Linked DNA regions of Mus musculus: region 2 is linked to region 1. The links are chromatin loops, found by intact Hi-C in ENCODE. Cell type or tissue: heart. All regions are shown on one strand.

Evidence for each region. A loop is a pair of places that touch in the nucleus more often than their neighbours do. Peaks named below come from ENCODE experiments on the same cell type or tissue, not always from the same donor. Only the 100,000 strongest peaks of a DNase experiment are listed, where the experiment ranks them.
Region 2: a loop joins it to region 1, with 2.3 times the contacts of the local background. A loop is called at or near these places in 14 of 42 quality-filtered maps.

Annotation. Positions count from the first base shown.
Region 1 is chr13:104,032,207-104,040,206 of GRCm38, forward strand. Nln (neurolysin (metallopeptidase M3 family)) reads right to left here. Exons shown (of 13, transcript NM_029447.2): 10 at 5,092-5,278; 11 at 4,648-4,776; 12 at 3,381-3,517. Gm30967 (a long non-coding RNA gene) reads left to right here and starts at 5,677. Exons shown (of 3, transcript XR_873894.3): 1 at 5,677-5,859. In heart, no CTCF peak of the experiment used is centred here; DNase peaks (open chromatin) are centred at 815 and 4,465; H3K27ac peaks cover 1,972 bases.
Region 2 is chr13:103,851,408-103,859,407 of GRCm38, forward strand. Erbin (Erbb2 interacting protein) reads right to left here. Exons shown (of 26, transcript NM_001289473.1): 10 at 7,969-8,000; 11 at 6,444-6,516; 12 at 6,004-6,133; 13 at 5,588-5,703; 14 at 3,412-3,481. Among named protein-coding and RNA genes, the nearest start is that of D130037M23Rik, 57 kb to the right of the region's middle. In heart, CTCF peaks have their summits at 3,722 and 3,921; no DNase peak of the experiment used is centred here.

The sequences.
Region 1 (8,000 bases):
GTAACCAACCCTATGTGTGAGACTGAAGGCAACCCAGACCAAGTAACACCACCTTCTGCAGTGCTGGCTGATGGCAAGGCTGAGGTCATGCACAAAACAAGCAGTGCTCGGCACACTGCGCTGAAGAATAGTGTTTCTTTCTCTCTATCTCTCCAGTTGTAGGAACAATGGAAGCCTTTTCATAGGACAGGAGTATTGTGCCAAGAATTTTTAATTTTTGGTAAATATTTGTATTCTGTAAGTCAGGTGCTAGAGTAAATATTTGTAAAACAAAACAAAGCAAAGCTGAAGCCACCCCACAAGAACAAACAGCATTCACTACAGAACGAGGAGGGGTCAAATGGCTGTTGAAAAAGCTGGTTCTAGAATTCGCACAAGCAGTGGAGAGAACGAGGGTGGAGAGTGAGGGCCTCCCCTTCCTTGGTTTCTCAACCCAGGCCCATAATTGCTGTCATGGCAAGACAGTGAGAAATGACAGGATTCCTCACAGTGTTTGAAGGGTAAGGAAAAGGAAGTGAAAACTGGAAATTCAAAGCGGCCTGTTTGCATAACAAGTAGATAGCCCTGAGTCCTGCCAGAGCATCTAGAAACTCAGTGGAGCTGGACTGTGTTTCTAACGTCCCAGGAAGCAGCTCTGGGTGATGGGATCTTTGTTTCTCCAAGTTCACTCCTGTCCTCACCTAATGAAGAGCAGCCTGGCTGCCTGCCAAGTTTCAGAGCTTGGGTATAAAAAGCACAGAGAAACCTGATGGTGGGTTGTTTCTGCAGGATGTTCAAGTAGCAAGAGAGCCACTGGGATCTAGAATTTGGCTGCCACTTTGACAGCTGGAGGGGTGGAGGGGCCGAGGTGTAGCAAGATGAGTGAAGGCCCAGAGGCTGGCTCACCTCAGAGGGAGGGAGTGTATGCTTGCACCAGGAAGCCTAAGAGATAATGGCAGCCAGGACTATGTCCTACTTGAACCTTTCCAGGCCACTTTTCCTCTCCTTGAAACACCATTTCTGCTGGGCTTGGTGGTACAGGCTTGGAATCCCAGTACTCAGGATGCTGAGGCAGGAGAATTGCTATTAGTTTGAGGCCAGCTGGGGTTATGAAGCAAATTTGTCTCAAAAAACATCAACAACTACAACCATCACCACCACCAACAAAAAAGCCAAACAACAACAAACGAGTGAGTCCTGAGTCCTTCTCGCGTCTGTGGACTCCTAGAGTAAGGGGCAGCTGCGTGAGGAGCAGAGAGAAAGGTTAAGCCCTCCTAACATCTCACCATGCAGAGTCATCAGTGTTTGTCAGTGTTTGTTCTGACCGTACTTTAAGAATATTGTGTAAAATCCTTTGCAAAGAATATTTTTATTTTATGTGAGTTACATCAAACAATCCAAACAAAAGCAAAGTTTTACCAAAGCCTTTCCCACGTGCTCCTAAGTTTACCAGGAGGATAAAAGGGATCACTTCGGTCTGAATAATCTACAATAGTTCATACATGAGTAGCATTTTAAAATATTCTTAGATTATTTATGTGTGTGAGTGTTTTGCTTCTTTGTATGGATGTGTGTAACATGTGTGCCTGGTGCCTGCAGAGGTCAGAAGCGGGTGTTGGTTCCCCTGGAACTGGAGTTACAAATGGTCGTGAGCTATTAAGTGGGTGCTGGGAACCAAACACAGGCTCTTAACCACTGAGCCATCTTTCTAGCCCCATCAATGGCTTTTTGAATGGGGTCTTAACGAATAGTATAATTTTTAAGGGGCACAAATAAAAAAAAATTTTTTTTTGTTTTAAAACAAGATCTCATGAAGCTCATGACCTTGAATATACTATGTAGCCAAAGATGATCTTAAACTCCTGATCTTCCTGCCTCTACCTCCCACATGCTAGGATTGCAGGTATGTGCCACCGCTCCTGGCTTAAAAGAAGCCGTACATTTAAAATGCAATGCATAGAAGGAATAGATGTGTGAAGGTAGGCAGAGCTAAGACAATACCCGTCTACTTCTGAGCCACATCCCTGGCTCAATTTTCTTAACAAAGGGAAAACTTGGACTGGGTAATCAATCCCCTGAGCTGGGGAAGATGAGGCAGGAGGTTCACTTGTATTATGTAGTGAGGCTTAGGGATGACGTAACAAGAAAGAGGGGCAGAGGCAGTTTACAGAGTAGACAGGCTGGGGGCTCAGAGTGATAAAGGAAATCAACAGAGAATGGGGGCAGGCCTAAGAGCAGCACTGGCCTACAGAGCAGCACTGCAGGGCCAGTTGAGGTTAGCCAGCATGAGTCAAAGTGTAGGGCAGGTAAATGAACTCACATGGTTTTCTTCAGAAGACCCCATTGAGGGCACCATCTCAACCTAAGACAGTGGAGGCCGGAGGGCTGGGCAGGCTGAAAGTCATGCAGACATCAGAATGCTAAACAGAGTCAGTATCAGACTTGCTGACTGGGTGGGCACAGTCAAAGAGGAAGCTTAAAGTCCTGCTGGATGAGGTAGGATGGGGGAGGGGATGCTTGGAATGAATCAGTGTGGCTAGTCTGGAGAGATTTTTTTTGGAGAGAGAGAGATGGAAGAAATGGGACCCTAAAATATATGACATATTTCGATATGTATGCAGAGGGGCGCTACTTAGTAGAGAAACAAAAGCCCAAAGAACAAGTTGGCTGATTGAAATAAGCATTGAGAGCTTGATTTGGGTAATTTGTTCTAATTTCTGAACCAAACAGAACTTGGAAACACACTGGAAATATACCAGCCTCAGACATAACTGACAGTCGGGTCGTCCATGAGCAGAGAGACTAGGGTCTGTCCCAGGAAGGCTTGGCTGGCAGCCACCTGGCAGCCTCCTCACCGTGCCTGGGAAGGAATGGCTCAGATTAATGAAGCAGCTTAAGTTACCCCAAAGGCACTTAGGTTACAAACTATGTAATAGGTGGAGTACGCTGGCCGCAGAAAAAGGGTGCCTCCCACAGAAAATGTACAAAGAAACCTGTAAAGAATATCACAACACAGAGACTATTTACATCAGGAAGACGTTTACCTTTCTTTCTCAACCTCTTATAAAACAGAAACACTGTATGGCACATGTCAAAACTAGTAGCCATAAACTCTCGAGTGCATAAACAAGGCTTTGAATTTTTAATTACGCAATATATGGGAATGTTAATAAGCAAGAAAGTACAGTAGGTTTTTTTTTAAAAAAAATCTGTAGAATTAAGAGTTAATCACTTGTACACTGAAACTTAATGATGTATGATGATTTGAGAAGATGCCAGGCCTTAAAGTTAAAAGCTGCTACTAAGTCTCTTACTCGAAACTCTAGCTATTATATACTTGGAGCTGAAGGAGAGAGAGCAACTACAAAATTAACCCTGGGGGTAGCAAAGCCATACAGTACCTCTGGATTCATAATCCCTTCTTTTCTGAAACAGCTGTGAAACATGTCCATGGAAAAGACTTCACTCCAAAGATATCCATAATACTGGCCGTCATACCCTCCTGCCAAATGTCCAAAGGTAGCTGGCATATTTGTGCCTTAAAAAAAGATAATTTCAATCAGAATGATAGAAAATGCTAATTAATCAGGCTGTGAACTAGCTAGCTTTCCTTTGGGGAGCCCAGCTGTGAGGGGAGGGAAGGATGGCATCTCACAGGTTGGCATGCACTCATCTCACTGGTTGGCATGTACCCTTAGCCAAGATTATATACAAGCCTTTCTCCTGTCAGTAGCTCAGCCCCAGCTCTGGATGTCTAACAACAATTTCTGAAGCCTTGTCCATGCCCGTCAGTAGCTCAGGGCAAGTCATGCCAATGTGCTTTTAAAATACTTTACTAATAACCCTACTTTCTGCTGGAGCCCCCCACCCTCAGGTGCTGAGAGTCAAACATAGCCTAACTCTAATGCTGAGCTACAACCCAGCCCCCTTCTTGTATCTAAGGCCCCTGCCACAATTCTTGTATCTAAGATGACTCAAAATAAAATGGCATTTGTGTAGGTTGATAATTTCTGAAAATGAAGTGTTTTGAAAGAGATTTACGAGGTGTGTCTACATTGAGCTGCCATTTTGTCAAAGAGACACAATATTGTTCCTTGATTTCCAGATCAGGAGGTGAGGCTCAGGTGACTCAATGGCCACTCTTATCTTAATATCCTCTATAACCGTGTCTGATTCATTTTAGCAACAATTGCCTTGGTGAAAAAGTTTATAACTGACATCCAAATAGATACATATTAGTTGGCTTAAAATGTAAGTTTTAGACTCACCCAATAGCAAACACTGTAAGTATCCTGTTAGAAACTGCCAGTCAAAAGCTTGAACTGGCATTGGAGTCAGAAATGAAGGAGGTTCCCGTCTCCCCCTGAAATGGCCCTTCTGCCAACTTCTTACTGAAAATCACAGGGAAGTCCTGGTACACACAGGGAGGGAGGGGACAGGCAGGTGCTGCCAAACGGGAATGGCTGTGCTCTGGGGCAGAGGCCAACTGCTCACGCCTGATTACACTGCAATGCAGTGACTGTGGAGCCACCTCCCCTTCAAGCACTTTTGGACAGGACAACTCCTAAGGCAGAGTGTGCTTATCTGAAAACTGTCCACCCGCCTGTAAGGCTAAGGAGACTCTGAGGTCTTACAAGAAAAATGAACTCAGGTGCTCTCGCCTCATACCTGGCGTAGCTGCAACTCCCAAAATTTCTGTGCAGTATTTAGCGTATTCGCTCGCGGCATCCAGCGACGCATTGGTATGGAGGGACTGGTCAACTTTGCTCAAAACAATTTGGCGAAGCGTCAGAAGACCTAATAAGGTTAAGAGTGTTTGAACAACGTGTTGGAGAGAGAACGATGTGTGCTAACACCACGAGATCAGAGATTCAGTACCATTCATCACAAAAGGGTAGCAAGGCCAAACAGCATCTGGACCGTGTATGACTTAGGAGGAAACGCTCCCCTCAGACACAGTCCCAGGCGTTGCCGCTCCAACACAGCCAGCCTCCCTCCCTCCACGCACAGCACTCCTGGAGTATGTTATTAAAGTCAAAGTACGCCTGACAGAAGGAGCTGCCAGGAATTCTGCATTTAACAATTCCTACTTGCTTCTCTCATTGACTATACCTGTGTTGACCAGTCTCGAAGCCACAAGCTTCTCCAGCAGCTCGTCTGTGATAGGGTGTCCGTCTCTATAATGTTTTGACAGTTTTCGCAGGGAGTCAATGTCCCACACCCAGTTTTCAAGCATTTGTGATGGCACCTCTACAAAGTCAGTTTCCACATTTGTTCCACTAAATCGTGCAAAGTCAGTCTAGAAAGCAAACATAAACGTGTTTTTAAAAACACTGAGTAGAACTATATACACGCAGTGAACTATAATGAGCCCCATCAACACTTAAGGCAGGATGAGAACAAAGCACTGGAGTTCTATGTGGCTAACTGGCAGAACGTTGTCTACTGTGTGAGGCTGTGAATGTGACCCCAGCAGTTGGGGTTAGGGGAGAAGGCAAACAATTTCCCTTAGATAAACAGTCTCTCTCAGGCTCCTCCTGCAGTTGGTTATTCATGTTTACTCAATACATGCCTTTCGGGGCATTCACCACTGTTGCTCAACTACTCAAGTTTAAATCAGTTAAGGGGTTAAGTTACAACATTCCAGCCTAGGGTGTGTGTGTGTGTGTGTGTGTGTGTGTGTGTGTGTGTGTGAGAGAGAGAGAGAGAGAGAGAGAGAGAGAGAGAGAGAGAGAGAGACAGAGAGACAGAGAGACAGAGAGACAGAGAGATATGTTTTGTGTTCTGAAGTTTATACCAGTGATCCTACGACAGCTATGCTGTGGGAAACCTGAGCTGGACCCCTCAGATCAAGTTGAGAAGAAGCCAGTGGCCTGGAAGGTGAGCCTGCCAATGCGCTGCACGTGGGTGAATGAATGTGAGCAGAGGGGAGAGAGAAGCAACTCACTCAACGTTCAAAACCCCTGTGATGGAAAGAAGGGACTCACTCTCAGGGGGCCTAGGCTAAGAGTTCTGAAAGCCAAGTTTCAAAGATTCTTGATTGAGTTTGATGTTATAAAAGCAGCCACGCAGAAAGAAAGAGATTTCTCACAATAGGCTCGTGGCTTGTTTTCTGCCATTTCCGTTCCCTTTTCTAGGCTAGCGTTTTGGAACCATCACCCCATCCAAGGAACACTTGCAAACCGTGAGCAGCTGAGACAAGTTAGGGGTCGGATATAGGATGGGAACCTCCTGTTTCCCCGTTCCTCCACCCCCGATTTCCTCTCCTGATGCCTCACACCCCAGCACTGTCCCTGGCTTCATCACCCCAGGCTCTACAAAGGAGAAGCCAGGAAGAGGACTTAGCTGCAGAGAAGGAGCAGATGGGGTGCCAGATCAGCAGTGTCTAACCATTCAGCTTCTGGCCTGGGGCACAGGCACAGATGTCAGGATGACAGCACATTCTGCCTGCCCCTCTATGCAAAATACTCTGCTTGACTTCATGTTATAATTGCGCTGATTCTCGATAGGAAAGGCTGCAACACGGGAGGTCCAGGGAAACACTTCAGTAGGCACTGGTATTAGGGCACCTCTGTTGAGGGCATACCCCATCCCTCGACTCCCACTAGCTGCTTCCATTTGTACAGGGGAAGAGGCAAAGACCCCTAGAAAGAGAGTATTTTGCCTCATTCTGGTATGTAACATTTTAAGATTGTATTCGCCTTATAGATAGACCAATCTAATACAGTATTGTAAAAGCCAGTACGCAGAAAAGACTTCCTGTGCCAGGCATCGTGTCTGGTTCATACAAGCACAGTGTGGCTTAAATTTCTATCCAAGAAGCTCGGGATGGTTCAGTGGGTAAAAGGTCTGTTGCATAAGCATGAGGACCTAAACCCCATGGCCAGCACTCAGGTAAACAGGCAGGCGTGGTATAGACACATTTGCAATACCAGCAGGCGTGGTGCCATGCGCACTTGTGATCCCAGCACTTGGGAAGTAGAAAGAGGAGCGTTGCAAATGGCCAGGTAACCTGTGGCTGGTATCAGGTTCAGTGAGAAATTCTGTCTCAAAAATAAACAAACAAACAAACAAACAAACAAATGATGGACAACTACTTGGGAAGAATATCAGAGGTTGACCTCTGGCCACCACACCCAGGTGTACAAACGTACACTTGTACACACATGAGCATGTGCATGCCCCTCCCCCACTACTACATTATTGTATGGTGTATGTCCTATTACTTCTATTGGTGAACTAAGGAAACTGAGGCACACACAGAATAATAGCAGACGTAGGACTTAAAACCAGACGAGAACAGGAAGACACTTGGCCACAGAGAAGGACATAAAGGAGAATTAAGGTGCCATTTGAGTTATGTTTCCCAAGAAAAGTTACTCCCTCCTGAGACTAGAAGATCTCAAGGGCAGAACAGGAGGCTGAGGTACACAAGGTTAAGCTGTGCACTGTCTATCCCAAAGCAGTAATGCTAAATACACGGTTTTATGAAGCATAGTGCTTGAACAGATACGAGCAGTGCAAACAAGGGAAAATCAAGCCATCAGCTACCCTCATACAACAAGACAAAATCAGCAGCCTCGTGATTCTTGCTTGTGTGAAGATTTCCATGAAGGCAACGCAGACACACAAAATCTGGGGGAAGGGTCTACACGCGTGTACACACACACACACACACACACACACACACACACACACACACACTGGGGGAAGGGTCTGCTCAGTATCCAGGAAAAAAAAAAAACATGAACAAATGAGTAACTCATGAGTTAGAGCCAAAATTGGACAACTAAGAAGCAACACAATTACGTCACCAGCGTGAAGAAGAGAGGGCCTATTCTCCCTAAGTCTGCTAGTGGGGCAGAACACTGCCAATGAATGAACAGATCAACAATGTTCTCTAGAGAACAAAAGGAAATGTTTGCAAGGAAGGAGTAAAAGTTAAAAATAGCTCGCCTGCTTACAGATTTCCCAAAAGTCAGCCATGCTGCGCCTTTGTGAACCCTTTGGGCAACATCATT
Region 2 (8,000 bases), 180 kb before region 1:
AGTGTAGTGGTAGACCTGCCCAATCTAGGCGCACAGCATGTATTCATATTAACTGAGTTCTGTTTTCATTGCCGGGGAATATTTGGGTGGAGATTTACTGCAACAGATATCAATAAACCAAGATTATCTATGACCTATGAATTCTTTATTATACAGTAATTTTACTAATAGAGTTATAAAACACATTTTCCATCTTATATTACTTTCTGTCTCCAGTATTTCCTTTTGCAAAAATACTTTTAAGGGAAAAAATATTTACAAGGCTTAAACTAGGAGAGGCCCTTGGTCTTGCAAAGATTATATGTCCCAATACAGGGGAATACTGGGGCAAGGAAGTGGGGTGGGTGGATTGGAGAGCAGGGTGGGAGGAGGGTATAAGGGACTTTTGGTATAGCATTTGAATTGTAAATGAAGAAAATATCTAATAAAAAATGTTTAAAAAACCCAAACAACTAGTTATCTAAATATGTATTCCAGTCAGTCGCTAAACAGACAGCAAGTTCAAAACTGCTTCTCTCTTACTCTCCGTCAACAGTACCAACAAGACGCTTGTTGGAGGTGCCAGGTATTTTAGACTTCATTCTTTTCTTAGCATCTTTCTTCTTACGGTTAACAAATAGTATCAATTCCTATTTTAAATATGCACACCTCAAATTTTACCAGTAACAGCTTGAAGTGATTCCATGTAGATAGGAGCCCCCAGTCTTCTCTTCTATTTCCCTACCAGCCACTCTTTGGACAAACTCTTGTGAAAACATGACTTCATCCTCAACTCTTACTCCCAAATATTTTAAAATTTTGTGGCCTCCATCTTGTTAAAAAATAAACTGTTCTATATTTTTCAAATTCTGATCATTTTACTTGACTTCCTCAAATAATGGAACTAGTAGCCTTACTCTTTCCTAAAGGCTTGCTTTCTTGAAATCTCAAACCTAGGTCGATTCTTCTACCTACCGTCACCCAACAGTGGTGACGACAGTTACTGTGCTTTGGGTGCGTCCTGGTCTATACCCCACATAAACTCACACTCCTGCACTACCATGATCGTCTGCTTTCTAAATTCAATCTCTTTCTTAGTACCACCAACCCCCTCCATCCCCTAAGACTTATCATGCAGAAGCATGCTTAATTAAAAATGTAAAGGAGTCCCAAAATTTGAAAACACTGAGCACAGACATGATTGTCACAAGTAGAAAAGAACACATTTCACCTCAAAAGACAGTATGATAAAAACACAGAAAATTAATTTTTAAATGTTATATAAAATTATTTCAGGATATGTACGTAAGCAATGCAGGAAACACAATTAAAGTTTATATTTAGACTTTGATTCTTATCTCATTAATTGTGATTATTAAAAGAAAATTTAAAATCTCCAAAATATATCATCTTAAGCATGTTACTCAGTCAGTCTGCATTCCCCGGTTTCTTACACCAATAATTTAAATTAAAGTCATCTGACTTTGGATTAATCACACATGATACTCCTGGGTTCTGCACTGAACAGGATAGGTCTACATGAAATGACACGCACGAGGTATTATTCAATACTCCTGAGAACTTGGTGATGAACTGGACTGTTGTACAGTGATGGTAGTAAAGACTGCACTCCCGTGTCTGACTCCATAAAACATTTCTCAGTGAGCTAAGGATCCCAGGAAACATTTGGGGTAGAAAATGGTATACTGTTCTAGGGGGAGCTGAATCTGACATATCTAGGTATCAATACTGGATCCATACTGGGCTATATGTATGATTCAGACACAGGTACTAGGCTAAAGATATTGATAGAAATAGTGATGATGTACAAAGTAATTTGAAGGATAGTTTACAAGAAATAAAGCAGAGGGATGTCCTTCTGGGAGCCACTCAGACAAGAACCAGGCTTGAAAAGCAGACTGCAGAGTCATCAAGTAGCAGCAGAGGCAGGTGAGGACAACAGGCACCTCTCCAAACCCATCATTCTCACCTTGCTTGCGAGTCACCAGATTACCAAAGCTGCTCAATTAGCATCTTTCAATTCTCTTTCATTTGCTCCTTTCTTTCCTGTGTGGTAACATTTCATTTCAAGCACTGTCTTCTCAATAACCAAGATCTCCTTCCTGTGATGTCTTTCTTTTACACCTAGGTTGGCAGTCCTATTCACAGACCAGCCACGATGGCATACACTTTAATCCCAGCATGCAGGAGGCATAGGCATAGGCAAAGGAGCAGAGGGGCAGGGGCAGGGGCAGAGGCAGGAGGATCTCTACAAATTCATGACTAGCCTAGTCTACATAAGCAAGTGGCAGGCAAGTCAAAGATGGACAGAGATACCCCAATCTCTGTCTCAAAACATCAAATAAAATAAACTAAGCAAACTAGTATCATTCCAACTCTGACCTTTAGGACTGTCTCAAAATTAGTCATAAAAGTATTATTTCCTTTTTCTACTACTATTACAGATTTTTGCTTAATTACATCACTACAAATCTGTAATATTATTTTAATAGTCAAGATAAGAAACTAGTCTAATGGGGCCGTAAAGATGGCTCAGAGGTTAACAGCTTTTACAGTGAACCTGAGTTTGGTTCCCAGCTCCCAAATGACAACTCCAGTTCTAGGTAAACCTATGTCCTCTTCTGACCTTCTCAGGTACCATTCACACATACATACATTCATGCAAAACACTTAAAATAAAAAATAAAACACACAAAATAAAAAATCTTTAAGAAAATAGAATCACCCTAAGTGTCCATTAATGAACGACTAGCTAAACATATACACATAATGAAATACAAGTAAGTCTTTAAAGGAAAAGATATCTTGTAACACAGGAAGATAACTATCACGTGATGTCATTGAGAGAAAAACTCAGAGAGAATCAAACATTTTAACAGGGACTTGGGATGGGAGTGTACTGGGACATGCTGGTTCAAGCACAAAACTGATAGAATAACTTCAAGAGCTCTACTGTAGGCTATGATAACTGAAGTCAGAATACTTTATCACTCAAAATTGCTGAAAATCGATTTTATGTGCACTCAAAACGAAGTGACAATGGCAGGAAGTCATGTCACAAAGTTGGGTAGAGTGGAGTAGGACTTCCTCATCTTTGAAGTTTTGTGTGTTTGGAAACTTGCTAAAATACAATAAAATTTATTACTTATACATCTATGTGTGAAAAGATCTATGTGTTTCTAAATACAGTAAGATAAATATATGTTTATATGTGAACAAGGTATAACTGTTAAGTTGCTCTATACAAACTAAAGAGTATCATTATATATTCTTGGAATACAATACATACTGTTATATATATATATATATATATATATATATATATATATATATGAAAAATACATACTACATATATTGAAAAAATATATACAATTGGAATTCCAGCCAAACTTAATAGGTCAGAATGCCCACCTGATTATCTGACAGCCACATAGCAGTCAACTGTTGTAGCTTTGTAAAGCTAAAAGGCAAATTCTTTAACCTGAATGGAAAAAACAAAGATTAAACTTAAAAATGAAACTGTTTAAATGATAAGAGATCACATCAGAAACAGTGGTATAATAGCACTTGCCTAGCATGGACCCTATCTTCCTACTTCCTAGCATCAAAAATAATGAAAACAAAAATACAAATCATCTGAACAATGCTGTAGAATGCTATATTCATAAGATTAAAAAAAGAAAGTAAAGCCAAATGCAAACTTTTATATAGGAGAAAGGACAAGAACATTCTCTAGTCTTAAACACTACACACACCAGCCCTGGGGAGGGTGTCCTTCCTGAGGGTGAGGGGTACCCCTGTCACCAGCAGACATGAAAAGCAACCTCCAATATTAGTACAAAACCATTCTAGCTATGTCTGAAAACTTTGTTCTAGGACAGAAGCATTAACTTGTTTAATAGTAGCTTCTCTACTTTTTAATAAACTGAAAAATCAAATCTGTTAAAAAAATAAAAACTGTTCATTCCATAAAGAAAGGCACGGCCACATTGAGTACTCACAAAACTGCTTGTGTTTTGTATTGAAAAAACCAAAGCTGTAGTAAGAAGTCCTAGAGAGCTTGTTTTTAAAAACACTGCACAGTTCTGTATTTTAGGGGTTCATTATTTTACGATGATAATATGTAAAAACAAAGTAACGTAAGTGCTTATTAGTGTAGTGGCTTGAAAGAAAATAGCCTCCATAGGCTCAAAGGAAGTGTCGCTATTAGGCCACTATTGTGGCCTTGCTGAAGTAGATGTGACTTTGTTGGAAGAAGTGGGTTGCTGGGCTTGGGCTCTGAGGTCTCAGAACCTCAAGCTAGGCCTAATGGCTATGTCACTTCCCATCGCTTATGGGTCAGAGTATGTAGCACGCTCAGCTCTTCAGCTCTCCAGCACCATGCTGACTGCATGCTTGCTGCTATGATGAAATGGACTAAACCTCTTAACTGCAAACCAGCCCAATTAAATGCTTCCCTTTATAAGACTTGCCATGGTCACAGTGTCTTTTTACAGCAATAAATACAAATACATTGAAATTTCAAATATATTGAAAAAATACATACAATTGGAATTCCAGCCAAATTTAATAGGTCAGAATGCCCACCTGATTATCTGACAGCCACATAGCAGACAACTGTTGTAGCTTTTTACAGAGGCATAGATTCTTTTTAAATAAATGTAGCTATTAGTATACTGATAAGTCAGAATATTATGCTAAATGCTCTACTTTAACATTTTTTACCCGAGCTTCAAAGTTCCCCTTTATATAAGGGAACCTACTGTACTATTCCAAAGGGATGGCCTTCATAGTTTGTAAAGTACTACAAAATAAAATATAAAGCATCCCACAGTTGTTCTTTAATTAGTTTCAATCTCTGTGGTGGTTTAAACATGCTATGCTCATGGGAAGTGGCACTATTGGAAGGTGTTAGGGGAAGTGTCACTCTGAAGGCTTTGAGGTCTCCTATACATGCTCAAGTCTGGCCAGTGTGATCCAGACCCTCTTCCTCGCTGCCTTCAGACCAAGATGGAGAACTCTCAGCTCCTCCTCCAGCACCATGGCTGCCTGCAGGCTGCCATGCTTTCCACCATGATGATAATGGACTGAGCCTCTGAAACTGTAAGCCAGCCCCAACTAAATGTTTTCCTTTATAAGAGATGCTGTGGTCATGGTGTCTCTTCACAGCAATGAAACCCTCACTAAGACAGTGTCTCAAGTTCAGCAATCTCTGCTCCAGTCTAGCAATCTCAGTGGTCAGTCTGCTCTGCACTTTGGTTATTTATGGCTCAAGCTGTGTGAGTCAATCTCAGCCCAGAAAAACATAAGCCAAGATTAGATTAAAAGTTGCTTTGTTCAGCAGCAGTATTAAGATGAATTTGGGACTTTATGAATTAAAAGCTCATATAATAACAAGAGGATAGAAATTGTGTAGTTATATTGGCTCAAAATGAACCATGTTAAGTAACATGATATAAATTTTAATCATTCTTTTAATTAAAAATTTAAATATACGTAAAGAGAAATAAACATCAACTAGTGTAGTATTTCATATGAAACTTTAACTTCATTCAGAGTATTCTATAAGCAACTACAGATTACAAACCTATTATCACTTAAATTGATGACTTTTAATTTTTGCATATCACCCATTTCCTCTGGAAGCGTCTCTAGTTTATTACAATGGAGAAACAGCACAGTTATATTTTTCCAGTTTCCAATCTGAAAGAGAAACAAACTGCAGATCACAAACCTGGGATATAAACTGATAAAGGAATATTAATATATCTGAAAGCTGTGAAAAATATTCTTTACATTTACAAAAATAATACTTTTGTGGTAACTATTCTTTTTAAATTAAAAGGAAAGCGTTTAGGAACATCTTCAAAGTTACATAGCATCTTATTATTCAGATAATACATAACTTGATTAATAAGCTATCTTAAAAAGAAATAAAACACCAACATACTGAAGATGTTTAAAAAGCAGATAAAAATCTAAAATGAATGTAAAATGCTGTACCTCTGGGGGTAGCTGTTGTAAGTAATTGTGATCTGCAGCAAATGTTCTCATGTTTGTGAGCTGGCCAATTGAGGAAGGCAAAGCTTCAATTTCATTGAAACTGCAATCCAGTTCTTCTATTGACCTTAACCTTTAATTATAAATGGAAACACATGGGTTTTAAGATATGTACTATACTCAAAATTTAAGAACATATTAACATGAACCTTAGAAAATAAACATAAGAAAATTTAATAAAGTGCTAAATGTTATCAATAATAAATAAGCCTATTTTATTATAAAAATAACTAAACTATATGCCAATTATTTATTTCAAATGTTTGTGAAAATCTGCTATAGATGTTCCTTATATGAACCCTCAATATCTGAAATGCACGCTGAGATGCTTGCTGAGTTAACAGTAACATTTTCCAGGGTCTACATGTTCACACACAACTCACCCTCCTATTGAGTCTGGTAGATACATTAATTGGTTTTCATCAATTTTTAGAGTTGTGACATTTTTCAATGAACCTATTGAGAAAAAATAATAATTTTCAGCTTAGATTAGAAAGCAAGTCCATCAATAGTCAATGTGAAGCACTTTACATTTAACATTATCAATAAATCTACTTACAGGAGATACTACCCCAACATCATCCACTTAGTCTCTTGCCCAATACCTTCTAACTTCATGCACCTCACCTGCGCGCACACGTGTGTGTGTGTGTGTGTGTGTGTGTGTGTGTGTGTGTGTGTGTGTGTGTGTGTGTGTGTGCTTGCATGCGCTGTACGTGTGTACTTGCAGAGGGAAGAGGTAAACCCTGGGTACCCTTCCACAGGAACCGTCCTCCTTGTGTTTTGAGCCAGGGTCTTATACTGGGCCCTAGAGCTCATATTAGGTTACACTGGTAGGCTAGAGAGCCAGGGGTCTGTCTTCTCAGTGCTGAGAACAGAAGTGCTGCCAGCAGGCTGGCTTTTACTGTTAGTGCATAAAATCAAACTGGAGTCCTTATGCTTGCCCTTTACTGATTCTCTCTCCAGCCCCCACTGCATTGTTTAACTTAACCTGAATAATAACTAGTTTACTACCCACCCCAAACTAAAATACAAGCTATACAAGAAGACATTTTGTCTCCATTGTTCACTTTGTCTGCATCATTCACATTCTTAAAGACAATGTCATGGCATATAGAAGAATTAACTCCAATTTTCTGAATTAATATACAGCAGTATGAAGGATGTTTATCACTAAATAAAAAATAATATATGTAAATAAATGTTTCAATTCGAACATTGAAAGTACTGATTAAATGAGAATATAATTCTAAAACGTAAATATACTTGACTTTAAAACAACTGGTACACTTCAAGTGAGAAGAGTTTTTCTATCACATCACCTTGAAGATTTAAATTTTTAGACTTTTCATCAAAGTGATCTATCTTCCTAATTCTTCATCAAACAAACAACTTCAAAATAGATTTAACACAAATTATGGACCTGTTGCAAATTTTTAAATCTTTCTTCATTTTCTTATCTGTCAGTCAATAGTGAAGTAATTACAGTTTCTAAATAAGGGCTAGGAATCCAAGAAAACTGAGGAGGCTAGCTTAATTGTGAACAACTGTGAACTGAGGAGGCTAGCTTAATTGTGAACAATTGTGAACTGAGGAGGCTAGCTTAATTGTAAACAATTGTGAACTGAGGAGGCTAGCTTAATTGTGAGCAATTGTGAACTGAGGAGGCTAGCTTAATTGTGAGCAATTTACTAAAGCTGTAAAAATGGACTTTGCTTAGGATAAATAAAAATAGCAATAACAGTAGTTAAGTTGTGCAACAGAGCACAACCGAGTATTCCAAGTAATACTCATATGTGACAGTACAGTCAAACATTAACAGTAATACTGAGAGTCTATGGAAGTCTTGAGTAAAAAAAGAAGTCTTTAATAATTAAAAAAAAAAATCTGTTTGAAAGCAATACAGACCAATAGTTTCCGGCAGCTGCTGAAGGGAATTA